5 separate regions of the Homo sapiens genome follow, and regions 1, 3, 4 and 5 are each linked to region 2. Evidence: read pairs that join two places in POLR2A ChIA-PET (ENCODE). Cell type or tissue: GM12878. All regions are shown on one strand.

Region 1 (5,000 bases), 450 kb before region 2:
TGGCTGGCTATAACCACCCCAGTTAAACCATTTTCATAATTAGTAGTGCCAGCAATAGTGGCAAACACTGCAACTTTTCTGCATAAAAAGCATTAATTGCACAGCTACCATCCACACAAATACATAGTTTTTCTGACTTCACATTTATTAAGTGAAATTTATTTCCCATGCTGTGGAAAGTTTATTGAGAACTTGTTTCATAAATGGATATCCCTACTATGACTGTGAAAACATGTCAAGTGTCACATTAGTGTCACAGACAGAAAGCACACACCTATGCAATATGGCTTATCTATATTTATTTGTAAAAATCCAAGCATAGTTTAAAATATGATGTCGATATTACTAGTCTTGAGTTTCTAAGAGGGTTCTTTATGTTATACCAGGTAAGTGTATAAAAGAGATTAAGTGCTTTTTTTTCATCACTTGATTATTTTCTTTAAAATCAGCTATTACAGGATATTTTTTTATTTTATACATGCTGTTTTTTAATTAAAATATAATCACTGAAGTTTACTAATTTGATTTTATAAGGTTTGTAGCATTACAGAATAACTAAACTGGGATTTATAAACCAGCTGTGATTAACAATGTAAAGTATTAATTATTGAACTTTGAACCAGATTTTTAGGAAAATTATGTTCTTTTTCCCCCTTTATGGTCTTAACTAATTTGAATCCTTCAAGAAGGATTTTTCCATACTATTTTTTAAGATAGAAGATAATTTGTGGGCAGGGGTGGAGGATGCATGTATGATACTCCATAAATTCAACATTCTTTACTATAGGTAATGAATGATTATAAACAAGATGCATCTTAGATAGTATTAATATACTGAGCCTTGGATTATATATTTAATATAGGACCTATTTTGAATATTCAGTTAATCATATGGTTCCTAGCTTACAAGGGCTAGATCTAAGATTATTCCCATGAGAAATGTTGAATTTATGAAGAATAGATTTTAAGGCTTTGAAAATGGTTAATTTCTCAAAAACATCAATGTCCAAACATCTACCTTTTTTCATAGGAGTAGACACTAGCAAGCTGGACAAACTATCACAAAAGTATTTGTCACACATAACCTGTGGTCTGTTGCTGATTAATACAGTACTTTTTCTTGTGTGATTCTTAACATTATAGCACAAGTATTATCTCAGTGGATTATCCGGAATAACATCTGAAAGATGGGTTCATCTATGTTTGTGTTTGCTCTTTAAACTATTGTTTCTCCTATCCCAAGTTCGCTTTGCATCTATCAGTAAATAAAATTCTTCAGCTGCCTTATTAGGAGTGCTATGAGGGTAACACCTGTTCTGCTTTTCATCTTGTATTTAGTTGACTGTATTATTTGATTTCGGATTGAATGAATGTAAATAGAAATTAAATGCAAATTTGAATGAACATAAATAGAAGTGATTTATTTTTTTATTATCTTAAAGATAGGAAGGAATTAGTATACGTATCAGGTGTATAAATGGTTTAAATTTATTTTAACATGTCAGATGTGTTCAAGTTGTCATATAAATAAACTATGTATGTAAGGAATGGGTTAAAAGCTGTTCTGCTGAGAAACTGAAGCTATTTAAGTATATAACAAGTTTTAGTATTGATTTTTAAGTTAGATGTTACACATCTTTGATTTTCAAGTTATGTCAGATAGTAGATATGAATTGTTTACTTAAAAAAATACATGTAACAATCTACGTGAAAGCTAGCTTCATAAAAAACTCTAGGAAGACCTTCTTGTGCTAACAATCAACAATCTGTTCAGCTACACTTGGTCAGCTACATTTGATAATTTGATATGTATGCACAAAATAACGTAGTGAACAAATGTGTTTTAACTAATGTCTCAATATATCTAGTGTAAGCTGGGTATTTTGCATTAACCACTTCTTTTCTGTGAGGTAATTATACCACACTTGCCAAGGGGATTTCTCTACAGAAGCTCTCAAACTGATCTTACCTTGCTATACAACATAGTAGCCTATCAATACTGGTAAAACAATCTTTTAGAAGCCATGATCTGAATTCACAGAGTAAATGAGTTTCTGAATCTACATTACCTGTTTTTGAGGTGAAGGAATAGAGGGATGGAAGAAATGCTTCCAGTTCATCAGCATTTTTATTGGATGGCATAGCTCCATTAGATTTTCTCCCTTTTCAATTTATAGGTAAACTGCATTCCAAAAAAAAACCCCACCATGCACCTCCTTGGTTATGTAATCACATTCATTAAGAAACAGTGCTGTCTGAATAGTTACAGAGTAAGCAAATGTATTAAATAGGTATTCTAATAGGGCTGAAGTAAAATGCTATTCTTGTATTTGAACAGGAAGTCATCTTGGCTATCCTTCACAGCCGAATTGTAATCCCACATTGCTTTTCTCACCCATCCTCTGCCGTATACCTAAATAATACAACTATTAGCATCACCACAAAGCCATTTAAATAATATTTGTAGTGGGTCTCAAAGTAGATAACAGAGTAAAATATACTGTAATTGAATATAGTTGTACTTACAACCTGGTAGTATTTACCTGGAGAGAAAAAAATGGTACAGGCTTCCTAATGTTTGTTTGTCAATTTGGATGGCTGTACAGTCATGGAAGTGCCTTCTATAACCAGTTGGTCAGTTTGCTAAACTAAACAATTCATTTGCTAGTTTAGCTTTTGTCTTATCAGTACAGCAAATCTGTTTTCTACCTCTGCTTCCTAAGTTCTTTCTACCACCTTTTCCTCGACTACAAACTGATAGATGTACTCTAAACTTGGATATAAGCACTAGCAGCCCTTCAGACATGTTTTAGATTTCAGATTCCTCCTTAGAGGTAACAAGGGGAGAAAGTGCTTCATTCTCTTTTCTAGCACCCTGCACAAATACCTAGAGGCGAACAAACCACACTATCAAAACCTCATGACCACCTCTCAGTGCGAGCTTCAATCTTCCAATTGATGGTGATTCAAGCATAAAATTCCAAAACTTTTATGGAGAAGACTAATTATAAGGGCAATTTTTTATAAGATTTTAGGGCATCTGTCTTGAAACTTTTTTCTTTTAAATAGAGATGGGATGTTGCCCAGGCTGGTCTTGAACTCCTGGGTTCAAGCAGTCCTCCTGCCTCTGCCTCCCAAAGTGCTGGGATTACAGGTGTGAGCCACCATGCCTGGCCATTTGTCTTGTTTTCTATACTATTCAAATCATCAAGTAAGCCAGCTGTTTATAATCCACATGAATTATTTTAATAGTTACTTCGAGATACTCCATGGTACTATACAAAAAGCATGATCATGAACATTAAAGCTGATGGCAGGAAGAATTTATGACGTCCAGAGACAAAATGAATTTAAATCATTTATTTTCACTTATTACTAATCTTACTACAGAGAATAATACAATACTATAATGTATCATCCTCAGTAAATTAATCTTCACTTAGAAAATGTTACTGATAAAATACAACATTTAGAATTTTCATTTAAAAATACAAATTTTATGAAAATATTAAGAATTTTTAGGATGGGAATTATAAAAGTCAATGCTGAACAAAATTCTACTTTTAGATAGTATGTATCTTAAAATATTATGAAAAATATTCTTTATTCTGAAAACAATGTCAGGAAAGAATACCTGAGTTCTCTAAAACCACTAGTTCTAATTTCAAATTGCTGTTTTGGTAACATAAAGAAAACACATTTACAATTTAACACTGCAGTTACCTGTCAAATAATTAGAATAGAATAAATGTTGCATATACATTAGGTTGAACATTATATATATTTTAAAACACAGGGTGGTTTCATTTAATCTTTTGGTGAATTGGATCATAAGTCCTACATTCTAAAACCATCTGGAAACATTTTTCTGGTAGCCCTGAAAATCCATTCTGATGCCTTATCAGTAGTCATTATGACCAAATGACATTAGTATTTTGTGGCCTTGATAGTTTATACAACTTAATATATTTGAAGGTGTGATGAAGTGGCTCCATCCTTCCATTTGTTTATATGGTCTGAAATCACAGTTCTGCAGAGTGGACATGTTTTCTCTCTGTTAAACCATAAGGTCATGCACTCTTCACAAAATATATGCTGTAATGGAATTAAGAATTAGATTTGATATTTGATAATCATTTTAAATCCATCACATTGTAGGGAATGAAAGGGATTCTTTTTTTTTTTTTTTTGAGATGGAGACTGAAGTCTTGCTCTGTCACCCAGGCCGGAGTGCAATGGCACCATCTCGGCTCACTGCAACCTCCGCCCCCGACTGGTTCAAGTGATTCTCCTGCCTCAGCCTCCCAAGTTGCCGGGATTACAGGTGACCACCACCACCATGCCCAGCTAGTTTTTTTATTTTTAGTAGAGACAGGGTTTCACCATGTTGGTCAGGCTGGTCTTGAACTCCTGACCTCAGGTGATCCACCCACCTCAGCCTCCCAAAGTTCTGGGATTACAGGCGTGAGCCACTGTGTCCAGCCTGAAAGGGATTTTGAAGAGCACTAATCCCCTCATTTTACAATTGTGAAAATGGAGAACGTATGAGACATTCAAGAAGACAAAGAGCAGTATGATTGGTAGAGCCACTAGTGTTCTGGCTGTACCATCCATTTAACCATAAAAGCTATCCTTAGGTGACACCTTTAAGATTAAGTATGATAACTGCTTAAGGTCTTTGAGTTACTAGTAACTGCCATAAAGTATAGGAAAGGGCCACAATCCAGTAACAAATGTCAGTATTGTTCTACATGGCTAGTATCCAATTATAAAATAGCCTGTTTTTTAATCACTTTGGTATTCAATCTGCCAGTTGAATTATTTTTTCCCCTTCATACGCTCCTCTGCATAAAAATTATCAGAACATAAGGGACAAAACTTAGCCAATCCACTAGTATGTACCCTGAATGCTACCTTCCACTAAACACTAGATTTTTTTTTTTTTGCCTTACAGCAAACATAAATTTGACTTTTGCAAGTCACAGAGAACTGTTGTATTT
Region 2 (5,000 bases):
AGTACTTGCCAAAGAACCTTAGGTAAGCTAGAGAGAGGGAGGTCAATACAATAGAAGTGGAAAAGCACCTAATTTATGTATAACTTCATTGCTACAACGTGACACCAACACATTAAGAGAATTGATTTTTCAGTATTATGGACTTGTTACCTTACAGTCAAACAATATGAGGATGTGGTCACGTGTATTGTATTTTTATGTACACTAAAGCACTTGAAGCTTTTTTTTTTTTTTTTTTTTTTTTTTGAGACAGGGTCTTGCTTTGTCACCCAAGCTGGAGTGCAGTAGCACAATCAGAGCTCACTGCAGTCTTTACCTGCCGGACTCAAGCAATCCTCCCACCTCAGCCTCCCAAGTAGCTGGGACTACAGGCATGCGCCACCACACCTGACTAATTTTTTATTTTCTGTAGAGACAGAGTTTCTGTAGAGAGCCCAGGCTGGTCTCGAATTCCTGGGCTCAAGTAATCCGCCTGCCTTAGTCTCCCAAAGTGCTGGGATTATAGGTGTGAGCCACCACGCCTGTCCCGAAGCTATTTTTGTACAAGTAATACATGCTCATTTTCCATCAGTACACAAGTATATAATGTAAAAGATCACTTCCAAAATATTGAAAGAATGACTAAAAATACGTCATTCTCTAATCTGCAGTTAAAGAAATTTCTCCTCTCTGTTGATCATTCTTTTAAAAATGCTGGCTGGTCACAGTAGCTCACACCCGAACTGTAATTCCAGTGCTTTGGGAAGTCAAGACAAGAGTATTGTTGAGGCCAGGAGTTTGAGATAAAGAGTGCCTAAAATTGGCAACATTTCAACAGGAGCCATCTCCTAAGAGTTTAAGACACACAGGATTCCTAAATTAAAACTATGACTAGGAAAGAAAACATTAAGATAACGACCTTTAACTTAGATCTACCTTGGAGGTTCTCTTTTTGTTTTACTACAATCTATGTTTGGCAAACAGACTACTCACTGATTGTGTGAATTAAAGTTTACCCTATGTTATACTCCTGTCTCGCCCTTCTCTACTCCAACTGCAATGAAGTTATATTCGTATCTCCTTCAAATTAATAGTTTACAAAGGTTAGGAGAAGGGTCTTATGGATAGTACCACCAGTGGCTGCTTTTTCTTCCTAAGCTCCTGAAAAAATCAAGTAGCATCCTTTTAGTTCTCCTTGATCTCTTTACTTCTTCCCATGTGGCAGCTGGACTGTACATTTAGGCCAGTCTCTTTCAGCAAAATACAAACTACAAGCTTGAGAATAAGTACACCAGTTGAATTCTAATCAGCAATTAAAATGCATAGAATAATATGGACTCCAACTTTGAACATATAGGATATACCTTACTTCAGTTTCTAGATAATAATAACTTTGTCAAGTCACCTAAGTCCAGCTTATCACCTTAATATGCTTTCTTAGATATTTGAGAAATACCAGCTCCAGCTGTGTACCTTTGGCTTTGATTTCTTCATCTTGTGGATGAGAGATTTAAACTCAATCAGGCTTTTTCCAGTTGTTGTTGTTGTTTAAGACACAGCGTCTCTCTCTATCACTCAGGCTGGAGTGCAGTGGTGTGATCATAACTCACTGTAACCTCAAACCCTGGGCTCAAGAAATACTCCTGCCTGAGCCTCCAGAGTAGCTGGAACTACAGGTGCACACCACCACACCTGGCTAATTTTTTAATTTTTTATAGAGATGGGGTGTTGTTTTGTTGCCCAGGCTGGTCTCAAACTCCTGGACTCAAGTGATCCTCCCGCCTAGGCCTCCCAAAGTGCTGGGATGAGACACCATGCATAGTCACCCCACTACCTATTAGTACAGTGCTTCCATTCTGTTTTGCACCTTTTGCTGAAATACTGGTCTGCTGTTTTTCCAATTGTCCTCCATTTTGGACCCCAGGCCTCCTTTTGATCAATAACTATTATCCTGATACTCAAAAAAAATTCTGAGACAGAGATGGGCCTGCCTACGTATAGGTATTTAATAGTAATTGTGGTATAATTTGAAAACTCTTTTAAGAGTTTTACAGTGGGAGTGAGGATGGGGTTAATCATTAGAGTCTTAAAAGGACCTAGGAAATGTACCATGTGATTTATGATTCTAGGTTAAGATAAAACTTTTTCACATGGTGGTACTAACCCAACAATTAACATCTTTAAAAGTCCCAATATTTTCTTCCAAATGGATTTGAAAGCTATAAAATAGCATTTAGTTAAAATTGTTTTGGCAGGCCAGGCAGGGTGCTTCGTGCCTGTAATCCAAGCACTTTGGGCAGCCAAGGCAGTAGGATTGCTTGGGCCAAGGAGTTTGAGACCAGCTTGGGCAACATACGGAGACTCTGTCTCTACAAAAATAAAAATTAAATTACTAGCCATCTCAAAAAATCTTAAAAATTAGCTAGGCACAGTGGTGTACCTCTGTAGTCTCAGCTACTCAGGAACCTGAGGTGGGAGGATCACTTGGGCCTGAAAAGTAGAGCTACAGTTACCCATGACTGCGTCACTGCACTCAAGCCTGGGCAACAGAGTGAGACCTTGCCTCAAAAAAAGAAAAAAGAAAAAAAAAGGTGTTTTGGCAACCCTGTTTAGTCACTGGTGTTCTGGCCGGAGGGAAGCAAAGAGAATCAAATCTGGGTTTCTTAGAAAGAGGAAGGAAATTCATGTAAGAAAGAGGAAGTTGGCAAGCCCCTCATGCCTATTTAACATCTTCCCACTACCCTAACAATTGAGTATAAATGTTGCAAATAGTTCATTTTAATATTCATAAAGCACTTTTTGTGTGCTAAATCCTGAGGAATACAAAGATGATTTTTTTTTAAGTTGCTTAGCTAGGTACAGTGGCTGGCTCAGAAATTAAACTCCTGTATGTAATCCTAGCACTTTGGGAGGCTGAGGCAAGAGGATTGATTGAGGTCAGGAGTTCAAGAACAGCCTGGGCAACATTGCAAGACCCTGTCTCTACAAAAAAAAAAAATTTAATTAGCTGGGTGTAGTGGTGTGTGCCTTCGGTCCCAGCTACTTGGGAGGCTAAACTGGGGAGAGCACTTGAATCCAGGAATTTGAGGCTGCAGTGAGCTATGATCATGCCAGTGCACTCCAGCCTGGGTGACAGAGTGAGACTGTCTTTAAAAAATAAAATAATAAAAAGAAAAATCTCTAGAAAGTCCTACAATACAGGATGTTATGGGAACCTAGAGTAGGGAGAGGTATTAGTCCAGATTGAAGGAGTGGGAAGAGGGCAGGAAGCCTAGGGAATGTGAATCTCGAAAGATAAATAAGAAAGCAGACATTCATTTACTCTTAACAAATCCACTGTGCCTACTCTGTGGCAAGCATTGTTCTAGGCGCTGAAGATACAGAATTGAGCAAAGTAAAAGCTCCTGCTCTCATGGAATTTATATTCTAGTAGGAAAAGAGACAAAATAAGTATAATAGTACATCAGTTGTTCTACAGAAAAAAAATGCAGAGGAAGGAGGCAAGAAGTGCTGAGATGAAGATTATAATTTAAAACTAGAATGGGGCTGGGCATGGTGGCTCATACTTGTAATGCCAACACTTTGGGAGGCCAAGGCGGGAGGATTGCTTGAGTCCAGGAGTTTGAGACCAGCCTGGGAAACATAGCAAGAGCCTGTCTCTACAAAAAAATTTAAAAAAAAAAATTTAGCTGGGTGTGGTGGCATGTGCCTGTAGTCCCAGATGCTTGGGAGGCTGAGATGGGAGGATTGCCTGAGCCCAGGAAGTGGAGGCTCCAGTAGGCCATGATCACACCACTGCACTCCAGCCTGGATGACAGAGCAAGACCCTGTCAAAATAAATAAATAAATAAGTAAAAGTAAAATATAAAAATACAAATAGAATGGTCAGAGAGAAGCAAAAAGGGTGATATTTAAGCCAAAATTGGAAGGAGAGAATGAAGCAGACTTTGTGGATATCCAAGGGAAGATTGTCCAAGGAATGAGGCAAGAGCACATCTGCCAGCTCTAAGGGCCAGCAAGGAAGCAAGTGTGCCTGCAACAGTGAGAGAAGGGGATGGGATCAAATCCTCTTTACAGACTTTGGCTCTTGCTCGTAAAATCAGAAGCTGTCACAGGTTTTGGAATGGAGAAGAGATCTGTCATCTTTTTTTTTTGAGATGGAGTCTTGCTCTGTTGTTGACCCTGGAGTGCAGTAGTGTGATCTCGGCTCACTGCAACCTCCACCTCCCAGGTTCAAGCAATTTTCCCATCTCAGCCTCCTGAGTAGCTGGGATTATAGGCATGCGCCACCATGCCTGGCTAATTTTTGTATTTTTAGTAGAAACGGGGTTTCACCACGTTGGCCAGGCTGGTCTTGAACTCCTGACCTCAGGTGATCCACCTGCCTCGGCCTCCAGAAATTCTGAGATTACAGGCGTGAGCCACCAAGCCCAGCCTGTCATCCATTTAAAAAAGATATCTCTGACTGCTGTGTTGAAAGTGGACTGGAGTGAGAGGAGAAGGGACAAAAGGGCAAACACAGGGAGACCAATTAGGGGGCGACTGCATTAATCCAGGCGTGAGGGTTAGGCGGTGAGAGGTTAGATCCCAGATATTATTTTGAAAGAACAGCCAACAGGATTAGATTGGGATGGATGAGAGAATATTTAAAGATGACTCCAAACTTAGTGACCTAAGTAGTTCAGAATTGCTACTCACTGAGATGAGGAATACAACAGGAGAAGGAGATTTGTGGGTCAAGATCAGAAGCAGAGCTTTGGACATATTACATTTGAGATGTCTATTAGACATCCAAGTGGATAGGTTAAATAGAGAGTTAGATATTTAACTCTGAAGTTAGAAAAGGTACAGGCTGGAGACATAGGTTGAGGAGTCATTAGAGATTGATGGTATTGAAAGCTGTAAGACCAAGATGGGTGCAGTGGCTCATGCCTGTAATCCCAGCTATTTGGGATGCTGAGTCGGGGGGATCACTTGTGGCCAGGGGTTTGAGACCAGCCTAGGCAACATTGGTAGACCTA
Region 3 (5,000 bases), 84 kb before region 2:
AGTACACCAATCTAACTGCTTGATTAATTCATCAACAGAACCAAATTAATGTTTTCAAATTTTCATTTTATATAATTCTCATGAGGATCAATACTTTTCCATTTGTTGTTGTTGTTGTTGTCGTTGTCGTTGTTGTTGAGACAGGGTCTCATTCTATTGCCCAGGCTGTAGTGCAGTGGCATAACCACAGCTCATCGCAGCCTTGACCTCCCAGGCTCAAGTGATCCTCCCAAGAGTCCTTGGGAGTCTGAGGACTCCCAAGTAGCTGAGCGCACAGGAACATGCCATCACACCTTGCTAATTTTTTCATTTTTTTGTAAAGATGGGATCTTACTATGTTGCCCAGGCTAAAAAATTTATCCTGACTGACACAGAGTTAAAAAGGAAAGTATACATAAGTTAAAAAGGCAAAAAATATATACCTTTCCAAAGAACTTGATGTCACCAACCTACATGCTTAAAAGCCATCTTTAGGTAATGACAAAGATGAAACATGAATTCACAAAATAAGTCATGCTGTATGTTGGTGAGCTTCGAAGAATAACTCAAACACAACATAAGGCCCATGGTATATGAATACATTAAGTACTCATTTGCATAAAACATACTTACTACTGATAAAATTTCAAATGTTAACATTTAATGCAAGCTCTGTGGCTGGGCACGGTGGCTCATGCCTGTAATCCCAGATCCCAGCACTTTAGGAGGCTAAGCTGGGTGGATCACCTGAGGTCAGGAGTTTGAAACCAGCCTGGCCAACATGGTGAAACCTCGTCTCTACTAAAAATACAAAAATTAGCCAGTCATGGTGGCAGGCACCTGTAATCCCAGCTACTCGGGAGGCTGAGTAAGGAGAATCGCTTGAACCTGGGAGGCAGAGGTTGCAGTGAGCCAAGATCGCACCACTGCATTCCAGCCTGGGTGACAGAGTGAGACTCTGTCTCAAAAAATAAAATAAAGTAAGATTAAAAAAATGCAAGCTCTGTTCCTATATGTGTGTGTTTTGAAAAACTTTTCCTTCTAAAACTAAAAATTATGTGTGTTCACATTACTGTTTCTTTAGTGCAGAGTCCAATAGAACAAAATGTTTCTTTTCTTCAAATGTGTTTCATAATACTAACCATGTCTTTCCTGGAAGTAAATATCATAAGGTAGAGTCATGCTTAGCTCCAAAAAAAATAAAGGGCCCCTTGAAATTCTGAATAAATAACAACATACAAATGCAAAGTATAAATTCCTGAAGTCTAAGCAAAGAACATATACTGAGGAAACAACTACCAGGGATTAGAAAGCGGAATAGTACCCAAAGCTCACATTGAGTTTATCAGTCAAGCAGAAGAGACACCTCATTGAACATCCAGAGCATTGAGGAGAGACCCCAAGAGTTAATCCTTAGTATTAGAGGTAAACCATACTTATACTAAAGTCTATTCAAGACTCACCATTACAAAGCTTTAACACAGGATTAAAGAGGATTAGCTAATCTGTGATTAAGTGTGTGCTAGAATAAAATCCAACATTTTAAAAACAAAGACAACAAATTCAGGTACTTATAACATAAGGTTTACAATGTTTACTAGATATCAAAAAGTTACTAGATACAAGAAACAGAAAATTGTAACCAATCACCAGAAAATTATGAGGCAAAAGAATGACAGAGATGATAAAAACTGGTATACAAGAAGTTTAAAACAGCTATTATAAATATGCTCAAGAATTTAAACAAAAATAAAAACATGGAAATAGAAACTATATTTTAAAAAGAAACATGAAACTTTAGAGTGAAAAATATAATATCTGAACTAAAAAGTTATTGTGTGGCTTTTTTTTTTTTTTTTTTTTTTTTTGAGACAGGGTCTTTCTCTGTTGTTGCCCAGGCTGGAGAATACAGTGGCATTGATCTTGGCTCACTGCAACCTCTGCCTCCCGGGCTCAAGCAATCGTCCCACCTCAGCCTCCCAAGTAGCTGGGGCTACAGGTGTATACCACTACTCCTGGCTAATTTTGAGTATTTTCTGTAAAGGAAGGGTTTCACCATGTTGCCCAGGCTGGTCTTGAACTCCTGGGCTCCAGTGATCCACTTGCTTAGGCCTCCCAAAGTGCTGGGATTACAGGGGTGAGTCACTGTGCCTGGCCCTGTGTAGCCTTAAAAGCATATTAAACACTACTGAATAAAAGAGCAGTGAACTTGAAGAAACAGGAATAGGAACTATCCAATCTGAAGTACGGTGAAGAAAAAGAGCTAGAACTGGGGGTGGGGGGAGGAAAGGAGAGAAAATAATCAGTCTCAGTAACCTGTGAAAAACCACCAAGCTTTTTACATACCTGTACTTAGAGACAAAGAAAAGGGAAGGGTGAACAGAAACATATTTGAAGAACAGTACTGAAACACCTTCCAAATTTGATGATAAACCTACCAATCCAAAATGCTCAAAGAAACTCATATGTAAGATAAACAAAACCAAACAAAGGTATATAATACATTCCTGAAAAATAGTAATACAGAAAATCTTGAAAGCACTGAGAGGGAAAAAGGTATAAAGTGAAACAAAAATAAGAATAATCACTGACTTGTAATCAGAAACAATGCAAGCCACAAGACAACAGAAGAAACAATTTTACTATACTGAAAGAAGAAAAAAACAGCCTAGGATTATATATCCAACAACAAAATGACCACTCAATTTTAAACAGGGCAAATGACTTAAATAAAAAGATGCAATGTCTTTAGTCATTAGGGAAATGCAAATCAAAACCACAATGACATACCACTTCACACCTACAAGAACGGCTATAATAAAATGAATGAGGCCGGGTGTGGTGGCTCACGCCTGTAATCCTAGCACTTTGGGAGGCCGAGGTGGGCGGAATGCCTGAGCTCAGGAGTTCAAAACCAGCCTGGGCAACACAGTGAAACCCCATCTCTACTTAAAATACAAAAAAATTAGCCAGGCGTGGCGGTGTGCGCCTGTAGTCCCAGCTACTCAGGAGGCTGAGGCAGGAGAATGGCTTGAACCCGGAAGGCAGAGGTTGCAGTGAGCCGAGATCACGCCACTGCACTCCACACTCCAGCCTGGGCGACAGAGTGAGACTCCATCTCAAAAAATAAAAATAAATAAAATAAAATGAATAAATAACAAGAATGTAAAAAAACCCCTGCAACATCTATACACTGTTGATGGAAATGTAAAAGGGTACAGCTGTTCTGGAAAACAGCCTGGTGGTTCTTCAAAAAGGTAAACATAGAATTACCATATGACCTGACAATTCTGTTCCAAAAAGAATTGAAAACAGAGATTCAAACAGATACTTGTATGCCAATATTCACAGCAGCATTATTGACAATAGAAGAAAGGTGGAAACAACCCATAAAAAGATGAAAAAAATGTGGTATATACACACAGTGAAGTATTATTTAGCCATAAAAAAGAATGGGTGTTTGCAGCCATTACAGCTCTCTAGCACCTTTAGCTCACTGAGCTCCTGCAGAGGGAGCTGAAGAATAAGTAAATAAGTCTCTATAGCATGGCCTGTACAAAACAGATTGCCTGCAAACTGACCATGGTAAAGCACCCACGAAGTAACTAGCCACAAAAGCCATTCACAAGAGTGCACCCTCTATTGGAGGGGTAAAGAAACGTCATCATTACAGGCCTGGTCTGGTACTCTGTGACACTGAACCTTATCACAAGTCCACTGAACTTCTGATTCACAAACCTCCCTTCCAGCATCTGATATGGGACTTCAAAACAGATCTGTGCTTCCAGAATACAGTTACTGGTGCTCTGCAGGAGGCAAATGATGGTTGGCCTTTTTGAAGACATCAACCACTCTGCTATCCATGCCAAACATGTAACAATTATGCCAAAAGACATTCAGCTACCTTGCCGCATATATGGAGCACATGCTTAAGAATATGCTATGATGAGTAACATTTCATTCTCAAAAAAAAAAAAAAATTCTCTCTTCCCTGTTACTGGTAGTTCTGAACCCTAGATTTTTTTTTCCCCATGGGGTGAAAAGCTACCTAAGTAAATGACTGCAAGTGGGAAAATGGGGAACGGAAATCAGGTATAGGGAGTTTTTCTATTTTCATGTTGCAAGAGAATTTTTAATATAAATATGGGTATGTAAAGCATTAATGCAAGTCAAAGTGCTTCAGTGAGCACGTTTCCGCAGTTCAACTAGTAAGTACGTATTTTTAATATTGTCTCTCTTCTGTGTTGTTCCTGTAACTACAAAAAAAGGAATGGGCCAGGCACGGTGGCTCATGCCTGTAATCTCAACACTTTGGGAGGCTGAGACAGGGGGAGCACTTGAGGTCAGGAGTTCGAAACCAGACTGGCCAACATGGTGAAATCCCGTCTCTACTAAAAATACAAAAATGAGTCGGGTGTGGTGGTGGGCGCCTGTAGTCCCAGCTACTCGGGTGGCTGAGGCAGGATAATTGCTTCAGCCTGGGAGGTGGAGGTTGCAGTGAGCAGAAATCACACTATTGCACTCCAGCCTGGGCAAAAGAGCGAGACTTTGACTCATAAAAACAAACAAACAAACAAAGGAATGAAGTTCTGATATACGCTACAAATGGATGAACCTTGAAAACATTATGCTAAGTGAAATAAGCCAGACACAAAATGGCAAATATTGTATGATTCCACTATATGAAATATTTAGAACAAGCAAATTCATAGAAGTAGAAAGTAGACTGGAGGTTATCAGGGGCTGGGGAGGAAGAAGAATGGGAAATAATTGCTTAACAGGTACAGTATTTCTGTTTGGTGTGATGAAAGAAAAATTATTTTTCCATGTAAATTTGAGAAAAATGGAGTGATGAAAAATGTTGAAAGTAGATAGGCATGGTGATTGGGCAACATTGTGAATGTAATTAATACTACTGAAATGTTCACTTAAAGGTGATTAAAATGGGCCAGGCACAGTGGCTCATGCCTATAACCCCAGCACTTTGGGAGGCCAAGGCACAAGGATCACTTGAGCCCAGG
Region 4 (5,000 bases), 1.4 Mb after region 2:
CATATTTGAAGACAGAAAAACTGATTGTAGTAATATAACAAAGGCTTCAAAAAGTCACTTATAACAAAAGATAATTACCTGTACCAAAATCAGCAACTTTCAATGCTCTAAGAAAACTAGAGGAAGGATCCTGATGCCAGCAGTGTCAGGAGGTCAGAATATCCCCCAATCAAATTACCAGGCTAATACTTTATGGCCTCTCTCTGAAACCCTTTGACCCAGGGGTCTTAAAACAATTAGATGAATAAAATTAAATAATTTTGTATCTCTTATTGAGTATTTTTCCTGCTAACAAATGATCATGTTTATCTTTCAAAAAGACTTTTTTATTTTCCCTTTGCTGTTTAAATTGACAGAGATTTCCTTTTCTCCAGGAAACTAGAGAATAAATTTTATAATATTCACTCTCATCCAATAATATATCTGAAAATCAATACATAAGACATGGGGCTTTCCAAAATCTGTAAACTCTAAGACCTGTAAGTGGCTACACAGTGCCAGAACCAAACTCTTTAAGAAATGGCTTCTTCTCCAAGCTAGAAACTGTTCAGAGTCCTTTTACTTCAAGAAAAGGCAAGAAAACCCAACCCAAGTAACTGCAAAAATATACTATCATTAAAAAAAAAAAACAGGAGATACATGTGGATGTGACAGCTATAATATTTCCATGTGCAGTAGCCAATTGTTTAAAAATACATTTCAAATCTACAATTATCAAAACTGTTCTTAGAACATCAGCAACCAAGGATTTTCAGAAAATTTTTCTTGTGTTTAATAAATTATATTCCCTCTCTTGTTGTATTATATAGAGACATGTCTACATTCTTTCAAAGATGAAGAGTTCGAAGATTTGATCTTGAAAGAAAGATGAATTGCTGAGTCCTTGCCACTGTTCCTTTCACAAGCTATAATTATAAGTTCAAACGGTAACATACCACAATGTCAACTTCTAAAGATTTATAACTTTCTCCAAACTTTCCCTACCACTCACACAAAAAAATACTATGCCTAAATACCTGAAAAATGAGCATAGCAATTAAATATTTTTAGAAATGGAAAATGATAAAGAAATAGGAACTAATTTCATTGCCAAAGAAGAAGTTCCTTTGCTAACTGTAAATCAGGAGAGATTCTCAAAGGAGACTACAAATTGAATTTCAAAAGCAGGCAGGAGTACGAAAACTAAGTATATAAAGAAGTAGAGAGAAAAAGAGAATGAAGAGAAACCTGTTTGAGTGAAATAAAAGGAAAACTAGGTCAATGAAACAGTAAAAAAAAAAAATACAAAAACTTGTGTTCTTCCATAACTTTCCACATGTGCATGTATTGTCTTTCCAACCACACTGCAAATTCCTTGAAGACAGAAACTATGTCTTACATTTCTTTATATAGCTCATTCATCGAGAGTGGTGTTTTGCACATAACTGTAACTTAGCTTTTTTTAAACTGATGAATTATGACTAAATGTCCCTGAACCAAATACTGTACCCATGCATTACAATTAAATCTGACAGATGCTTAAATGATGTCCTAATTTGAAGTGCTGCACATATCAAAAAGATACTTCAAAATCCAGATTAGCTTTTAAAGGAAAAAGTACAGGACAATTACTATTTTTCAAGGCCAAAAAGAAAAACCATCTTATGCTAGTATTTTAGTCGTGACAAACATATATCCCAATATTTTCATTAGTAATAATACTGCCATTTTTAAGCCTGTCCTTGTGCTAAACATTTTTCATCTAATATCCCATTTCATTCATTCATTGACTCAAGAGACATTGGAATCCCTATATATCAAGCCACGGAGAAGACAATGACAAGGATCACCTCATCTTACTGACAAAGAGAGCTTCATTCTTAAATTGTTCTACAAAGTGTAGTTCTTGGAGTTTATCACACCATTTTCACTCATAAACCAAGGAATTGTTTAAAGTTAGTTATATTATTTTATGAATGCAATTACAAAATATTCCTAAGTATGATCTTCATAAAAATTGTTTTAACTTATTAGTTGACATTTAAATCAAATATGTTATAACAAGATCCATATTATGTCCCCCAAGGGAAAAATAAAAAACACAAACTTTCAATTAATAGACTCTTTAGAGCAAGAGTCAGCAAAAGAGCCAGACAGTAAACATTTCAAGCTTCAAAGGCTATATGGTCTCTTCTTCCATAGGAAGATATCTTTTATGATCGAAATGTAGAGAAGGATTTCCTAAAACAATAAACCAAAAACACAAATGAGTGAAAACACAGCTTCATTAACATGTTAAACTTCTATTTAAAGATACATATTCCTTAAAGAAGGAAAGAAAAATAGGTAAAAAGGGGGCACAGGCTGACAGAAGATACTTGCAGTGCTTACAGTCAAGTGAGGATCAGTATCTACAACATATAAAGAATTCCAATAAATCTATTTTTAAAAGACAAACCCTACAGAAAACCAAGAACAGGCAAATCACAGAAGAGAAAAGCTGAAAGGCTAATAAATATCTGAAAAGATGTGCCATCTAATGTACAGCTTCACTAGTAATTAGGAAAATGCAAATTAAAACCATAATTAGATTCCATTTCCTATCCACCAGATTGGGTACTGGAGAGGATATGAAGAAACTCTTATTCACTGCTGATCGAAGTATAAATTGGCACAACTACTTGAGAGCAAATTGGTGATCTAGTGAAATCAAAGATACATATACCCTTTGACCCAGCATGACACTGTTAGGTATACATGCTAGAAAAACTCTTGCACATTAAGACAGATACAAGAGGAATATTAATTGCAGCATTGTTTTAATAGTGAGAAAAACAAGCTACATGTATCAACAGAAGGAATGGATGAGTAAATTGTGGGCTCTTTCCAATCAATGGAATAATATTATAATGAAAATATATGAATGACAGTTGTATGCATCGACATCGATAAACATGAACAAGCAGTTGAACAGGCTGAGTATGGCTTAAACAAAATTGTATTTTCCCCATAAAATTCTAAATAAGTTGATGATAGAAATAAAAATATAAAACTTCAGGTAGAGAGTGAGGAATCAAGACTATGGAAGATAATCTTAAAAGCTAACAATTGTCATGAAAAACATACCTGAAAAATGCTAGAAGTGCTGGAAAAAAAAAAAAAAACCCACAGTAAATATACTCTGTTCTGGTTTCTCCTCAGTTGTTTCATACCCAGCAGAATAGCTTTCATCTTAACACCTCCTCCTCAAAAGTTTTCAACCTAATTTATTAGGAAATGGGTTCTCAAATTAGGGTCCATGGGCTATTACAGATCACCCAGAAACTACAGACACAATTTTGTGTGCATTTTTAGAAAGTGAACCCCTAACTTTAATCAAGTGCTCAAAGCAGATTGTGACTGATTTGGGTTAGGGCTTTATTCCAGAATTTATATCTGGTTTTTTAACGAAAATCAAATGGAAACAACATTTTCTTTATAACCAAATTAGCCAGACATAGTTATTCTGTAAAGGAATAAACAACAGCCAAGAGAATTTCATAAAGTTTCCTCCACTGCTTCTGAACTCATTTCTATTTTAATGTTTGTTAATTACCTAATATTAACATAAGGCTAAAATACTCAGTTCACTAATGTATATTTCTAACTTCATTTTACAGATAAAAAAGGAAATTCAGAAGAATTCAAATTCCCACAAAATACACAATAAATTTGTGGAGAAGTTGAAATTCATAACCTTAAATCTTTAAAGTGAAGCTTTAACAGGATTGTTTTCATCTACCACTTAAGCAAAAAAGCAAAACACTGCCCTTTATTTCAAAAAGTCATGCATATGAAGAGCTAGTGGTAAAAGGCCAATGAACATAGAATTATACTACAAACTTTGAGACATAAAAAAGGGTTTTTTAATCTTTATCAACCATTTGCTGTTGTCCAAGCCATCTAAACAGGTACTGAATGCCCGTTGTGCAAAATCTCACATTAGCACACACTCTAGTAAGATAGCAAAAGTAACATAACTATACCTTTTCAACTATTCTTTTTTTAAAAATTCAAACAGTAGTAGTACCCTACTGCCACCGTTTCATGATTAGACTGCACAAAGCAGCTGTTTATCCACTCACAGCAACCAGCAGGTGAACCTGATTCAATATTTATCACAGGCTTTCATAGATCACTGCTAACCAAGCAAACGTTTTAATTAAGCTGGAACTTGCTTCAAAGAGCTCATTCAAGATGTCAATCAGCAGGTAGGGGATCAGATACAGTGTCAGGTGAGAGTGTGTAATACAAATCCACAACTTTCTTCATCCCATCGCTGTAAATTAGCCTGCTCTAAAGTTCAGACTCTGATTGTAACAGACTGCCAGTCTCCTGGAATGTGTAACTGAAGTCACTCAAATTCTATTGTGAAGGTTGTAAGCAATATGTTAAACTGCAGTGGGCTAGCACATTAAGACAGATCCTTTTCACGGTTGTTTTTTGATACCATAAGTGTTTGTTACCCTACTCTCCACTTACTGTTTACTTTCTTGCCTAGTGTAAATGGGAATTCCTTAACACAGTTGCTCCAGTTTCTGAAAAGTCTGTGTTTCAATAGAGTAAATCAATAAGAATTATCAGTTTAAGAACAAGCATATCATAAAGATGACTGACCTGCTATAAAGCAAAAATTATCCTGGTATAATAGAACTTTACATAGATGTGATTATAGCAATGAGTCTCAAAGCAGTGATGAGTCACACCGATCAACTTCATGAGAAAAACCCAGGGTGTTTATAAAAAATAAAAAGGGGAAAAAGAAGACTCAAACGAGCAAAATGGGGAAGTGGGCGGGTAGGCGGAAAATATCTTCTTTAAATAAGAATGCCAGCTAAGAATTGTAAATAAAATGATAGAATTTTAAAAATCACCATTTTGCAACTTTCCTGTACTAACTGATTCAGGCAAGTTACATAAATGGATGCTGAAATCTTTCAGTGAAAAGTTATTAGGGAACAGAATATTGACAAAGTCTCAAA
Region 5 (5,000 bases), 93 kb before region 2:
CCTTACAGATCCCCTATCACTGGGAAGAAGGAAGATCAATGTAAAAGTGTCACCCCTAATATCCAGGGACACAGCACCTGCCTAAAACTGAGACAGAAATAGGACTACAGAGAATGTCTTTGAGGTGTGATAACAAATAGAAGGTAACATCAAAAGTTGAAGGTAGAGCAAACATTAGAAAAAACCTCTAAGAAAGAGCCCTAACCCCTAAAAAAAAAAAAGTAACCCTAGAATGGAAATTGAAGTCTCTATAGCACTTAGGGTAACCATAGCAACAAGACCAAAATTAAGCTAAACTATAGACTATATTGACTCAACTTCCCAAGCTGAAGGAAGATACTACTTGGCTCAGTCTCTTCTGTCCTATATGAAGCACTTATGTTTCAACCATAAATTTTAAGTCACAGAAAGAAGGAAAAACCCAATATATTGTCAGAGACGAAGGAAAAATATGCTAATGGAGTTTGAAGAATGCTTTGGAATGGCTCAAGAATAAACTCAACAGAGTTGCATAAGAGATTATCCAAAACGAAACAAAAGGGGGAAAATGTGAGGAGAGCGGGCAGGGGAAGGTAGACAGAACAGAAAACCCAAGAGCTGTGAGATCATATCAATGATGTAACATTCAAGTAATCCTGATATCCTACAAAAAAAAGAGAATGGGGCAAAATAAATATCTGAGGAGATAAGGTTGGGGATTTTCAAAATGAATAGACACAAAACCACAGATATTAAGAAGTTCAGAGAACAAGCAGAATAGATCACACCTATAATCCCAAAAACCAACTAGACAAATCACATTGAAACTTCTCAAAACCAAAGATAAAAAGAAAATGTTTAAGGCAGCCAGAAGAAAAACAAAATTACATTAAAAAAAACCCAAAAATTATAGCTGGATTATCATCAAAAATTATGTAAGCCAGAAATCAATGGTGTGAAATATTGAAAGCACTAAAGGAAAAAAACTCAACCATAAGTTCTGTACCTGGTGAAAATATCTTTCAAAAAGAAAAGATATTTTGCTTCCCTTTATTTTTTTATTTTTTTTTTTTACGGAAACAAAAACAGAGAAGTCATTACCAGCAAAAAGGGGTACAAGAAAGTACCTCAGGCTGGAGGAAATATTATGCCATTAGAGATACATGTACCTCCATAAAGAAATAAGAATACTGGAAATGGCATAAATGAAGGTAAATATAAAAGCATTTTTCTTATTTTTAATCACTGTGAAAGATTAACTAGCAGTCTACATCAGTAAGAGAAGAAATGTAAAGTGTCTTTATAGAATATGTAAAAGTAAAACACGTAACAATAGCACAGAGGATGGGAGAAAGGAATTGGAAGTATACTGTTGTATAGTACACATAAATGTTGTCTATACACCATTAAATGGTTTATTATACCAATTCACATGTGGTATATCTCATCTTTAAACTGCCAGTCACCAGGAAATTACGTGACCTTAGTAATCTAGTGTTTAAGCCTAACATTGACCTCATTAATAAACTCTTATTTTTATAATAAAAGCAATAGCTAATATTTAAATGCTTGTTATGTGGCATTTTACTACTGTAAGTTATTTACCAGTATTAAGCCTTTAGATGACTCCACAAGGAATACTGGTATCCTCATTTTAGGGCTGGGGGAAACCAGAGCCCAAAGAGATTAAGTAACTTGTCCAAAGTCATACATCAATGAAGCAGCAGAGTCAGAATTTTAACCTAGGAAAGACAGGCTTCTGAAACTGAATTTTTAACCAACTTTTAGTTCTATAGTACAATTAATATGTTAGTCTGTTTTGCATTGCTATAAAGGAATACCTGAGGCTGGGTAATTTTTATAAAGAAAAGAGGTTTTTTTGGCTCACGGTTCTGCAGCCTGTATAAGCATGGCACCAGCATCTGCTCAGCTTCTCATGAGGCCTCAGAAAGCTTTCACTTGTGACAGAAAGTGAAGGGGGAGCAGAGAACAAGCATGTCACATGGTGAGAGAGGAAGCATGAGAGAGAGGAGGAAGTACCAGGCTCCTTTAAACAACCAGCTCTTTCATGAACTAATAGAGTGACAGCGCACTCATTACTGTGGGGAAAGCACCCAGGCACTCGTGGGGATCTGCCCCCATGATCCAAACACCTCCCACGAGGCCCCACCTCCAACATTGGGGATCACATTTCAATATAAGATTTGGAGGGGACAAATATCCAAACTATATCAATTATATACATTCATTTCTAGTTAATTTGTCTAGAATTATATGAAAGACATCATCAGCAAGACATACATCATTTTGGTGAAATCTCCTGAAGATTAAACAAAGAAATTTCAAATGGTAACAAATTCAATTTATAAACACTGAGTTTTTGGCATCCCTTTCCATTCACTGTATCTTGATAATCCAGTCTCTTCACTTTTGACAATTTCACTGACTTTAATACAAAGAGTAAAGCAGTGAGGGTAAAATTAAGGAAGAAATTTTGAGTAAGGTATGACTTTCAGTTTTGCAAGTACTTGTAAAATGTAACAGATTTTGTATGGAATAAATTTGTTTGGAATATACTGCTACCTCCCTATCGCTCCCAAAATACAAGTACAGCAATAACCTAGAATCATCCAGTTCATTTGACAAATGATTAAGAGGAAGCCCCCAAAAATCACCATTTCCTAAGTTCTAGGATGTACATATTTTCCGCCTTTAATCAATGTTTCAGAAAGCAGTATGCATCTAACACCTCTAATGTCTAAGTACCCTTTTTTCACTCAAAAAGAAAAAAAAAGGAAAAAAAAGAACAACTATTTAAATGGTCACCTTATAATAGGCAGTCCTTTAACATTTAGAGAATATTAAGTGCCACACTCATTACTAATTAGCTTTCATTTTCGGATTTAGAAGACGGAGTGTGAATAGGATAGCAAGGATGCTGGCAGTCCAGGGTGGTCTTGATGTCATTTTTTGAAAAGCACTTAATAAAGGTAAAGTGTTATTTATATAATTTGTTGCAAGACTTTTGTTTTAAAATCCCTATAATAATTTTCTGGCCGGGCGCAGTGGCTCATGCCTGTAATCCCAGCACTTTGGAAAGCCGAGGGGGGTGGATCATTTGAGGTCAGGAGTTCGAGAGCTGCCTGGCCAATGTGGTAAAACCTTGTCTCTACTAAAAATACAAAAATTAGCTGGGCGTTGTGGTGGGCGCCTATAATCCCAGCTACTTGAGAGGCTGAGGCAGGAGAATCACTTGAACCCGGAAGGCAGAGGTTACAATGAGCCAAGATTGCACCACTGCACTCCAGCCTGGGCAACAGAGCAAGACTCCGTCTCGAAAGAAAAAAAAAATGTCTTTAGCTATTAAAAAAGGAAAGGCCAGAGCAATCAGGCAAGAGAAAGAAATAAAGGGTCTCCAAATTGGAAAGGAGGTCGTCAAATTAGCCTTGTTACCAGATAACATGACCTTATATTTAGAAAAACCTAAAGATTCCACCAAAAAACTGTTAGAACTGATAAATTGAGGAAAGATTGCAGGATAGAAAATCAAAATACAAAAATCAATACAATTTATATACATCAACAGTAAACAATCTAAAAAAGAAATCCCAAGTGAGTAATCCAAGTTAAAATAGCTACAAAGAATATAAAATACCTAGGAATCAGTTTAGCCAGAGATGTGAAAGATCTATAAAAGGAAAACTATAAAATACTGATGAAAGAAATTGAAGAGGACACACACACAAAATGGAAAGGTATTCTATGTTCATGGATTGGAATAATTAATTTTTTTTCCTTTCTTTTTTTTTTTTTCTTTTGAGACAGTCTTGCTGTGTCACCCAGGCTGGAGTGCAGTGGCTCGATCTTGGCTCTCTGCAAACTCAACCTCCCAGGTTCAAGCAATTCTCCTGCCTCAGCCTCCCGAGTAGCTGGGATTACAGGCACGCACCACAATACCCAGCTAATTTTTTGTATTTTTAGTAGAGATGGGGTTTCACTATGATGGCCAGGCTGGTCTTGAACTCCTGGCCTCAAGTGATCTGCCTGCCTTGGTCTCCCAAAGTGCTGGGATTACAGGCGTGAGCCACCACACCCAGCCAGAATTCATTTTGTTGAAATGACAATACTATCCACAGCAATTTACAAATTCGATGCAATCCCTATCAAAATATCAATGACATTCTTCATAGAGAAAGAAAAAGAGAATCCTAAAACATACATGGAACCTCAAAAGACCCCAAATAGCCAAAAAATCCTGAGCAAATAACAAAACTGGCAGCATCATACTACCTGACTTCAAACTTACTAAAAACCTATAGTAACCACAACAGCATGGTACTGATACAGGAGCAGGGCAGGGAAGTGCTGGGTAGAGAAAGGCAGGTGCCTGGCTAGGGCTCCACCCTCAGGCCTGTGCCCACAGACCTAGGTGAGGACAGGCACTCCTGCCTTGGTGCCCAAATGTTGCATTTTCCAAGACCACCCTGGCCTGCCACGCCCCCAAGGTGTGCCTATAAAAATCCCAAGACCCCAGCAAGCAGAGACATACAATTGGCTGGACGTTGAGAGGAACATATCAGCAGAAGAACGCACAAGTGGCTGGACGTCCAGAGGAACACATCAGTTGAAGAGCACACTGACAGGCACTGGCAGATGCCGGCAGGCCACTGACCAGCAGAACGATGCGGAGTTAGGGTGGGGCAGTCAGAGGAAAGTACGGCCGCTGAGAGGCCCGACTCCAGGGGAAAACTGCCTTCCCAATCCCCTTCTGGCTCACCGTCCAGCTGCTGAGAGCTACTTCTACCATTCAGTAAAATCTTGCACTCATTCTCCAAGCCCACATGTGATCCGACTTTTCTGGTACATCAAGGCAAGAATCCGGGATACAGAAAACCCTTGCGATAATGCAGAGGGTCTAATTGAGCTGATAAATACAAGCCACCTAGAGACAGCAAAACTAAAAGAGCACACATTAACACAAACGCACTGGGGCTTCAGGAGCTGTAAACAGTCACCCCTAG

What was found. ChIA-PET counts read pairs that join two places held together with the same protein. Peaks named below come from ENCODE experiments on the same cell type or tissue, not always from the same donor. Only the 100,000 strongest peaks of a DNase experiment are listed, where the experiment ranks them.
Region 1: POLR2A ChIA-PET joins it to region 2 with 5 read pairs; 4 of 35 experiments call an interaction of 5 or more read pairs at or near these places.
Region 3: POLR2A ChIA-PET joins it to region 2 with 6 read pairs; 6 of 35 experiments call an interaction of 5 or more read pairs at or near these places.
Region 4: POLR2A ChIA-PET joins it to region 2 with 5 read pairs; 1 of 35 experiments calls an interaction of 5 or more read pairs at or near these places.
Region 5: POLR2A ChIA-PET joins it to region 2 with 5 read pairs; 4 of 35 experiments call an interaction of 5 or more read pairs at or near these places.

The regions. Positions count from the first base shown.
Region 1 is chr17:59,949,017-59,954,016 of GRCh38, forward strand. RPS6KB1 (ribosomal protein S6 kinase B1) reads left to right here. Exons shown (of 15, transcript NM_003161.4): 15 at 1-1,558. RNFT1 (ring finger protein, transmembrane 1) reads right to left here. Exons shown (of 9, transcript NM_016125.4): 9 at 3,224-4,095. The coding sequence ends at 3,961. Among named protein-coding and RNA genes, the nearest start is that of RNFT1, 13 kb to the right of the region's middle. In GM12878, no CTCF peak of the experiment used is centred here; no DNase peak of the experiment used is centred here.
Region 2 is chr17:60,395,850-60,400,849 of GRCh38, forward strand. It overlaps a transcript of USP32 not described here. Among named protein-coding and RNA genes, the nearest start is that of USP32, 6.2 kb to the left of the region's middle. RefSeq lists enhancers at 2,310-2,439, 2,540-2,589. In GM12878, no CTCF peak of the experiment used is centred here; a DNase peak (open chromatin) is centred at 2,562; H3K27ac peaks cover 1,101 bases.
Region 3 is chr17:60,312,307-60,317,306 of GRCh38, forward strand. The region is part of intron 2 of USP32 (ubiquitin specific peptidase 32); the gene reads right to left. It also overlaps the pseudogene H3P42. Among named protein-coding and RNA genes, the nearest start is that of USP32, 77 kb to the right of the region's middle. RefSeq lists a silencer at 2,753-2,812. In GM12878, no CTCF peak of the experiment used is centred here; DNase peaks (open chromatin) are centred at 2,285 and 2,645; H3K4me3 peaks cover 508 bases; H3K27ac peaks cover 1,081 bases.
Region 4 is chr17:61,811,987-61,816,986 of GRCh38, forward strand. The region is part of intron 6 of BRIP1 (BRCA1 interacting DNA helicase 1); the gene reads right to left. Among named protein-coding and RNA genes, the nearest start is that of BRIP1, 49 kb to the right of the region's middle. RefSeq lists an enhancer at 3,772-4,794. In GM12878, no CTCF peak of the experiment used is centred here; no DNase peak of the experiment used is centred here; H3K27ac peaks cover 831 bases.
Region 5 is chr17:60,303,323-60,308,322 of GRCh38, forward strand. The region is part of intron 2 of USP32 (ubiquitin specific peptidase 32); the gene reads right to left. Among named protein-coding and RNA genes, the nearest start is that of USP32, 86 kb to the right of the region's middle. RefSeq lists an enhancer at 1,828-1,877. In GM12878, no CTCF peak of the experiment used is centred here; a DNase peak (open chromatin) is centred at 1,979; H3K27ac peaks cover 823 bases.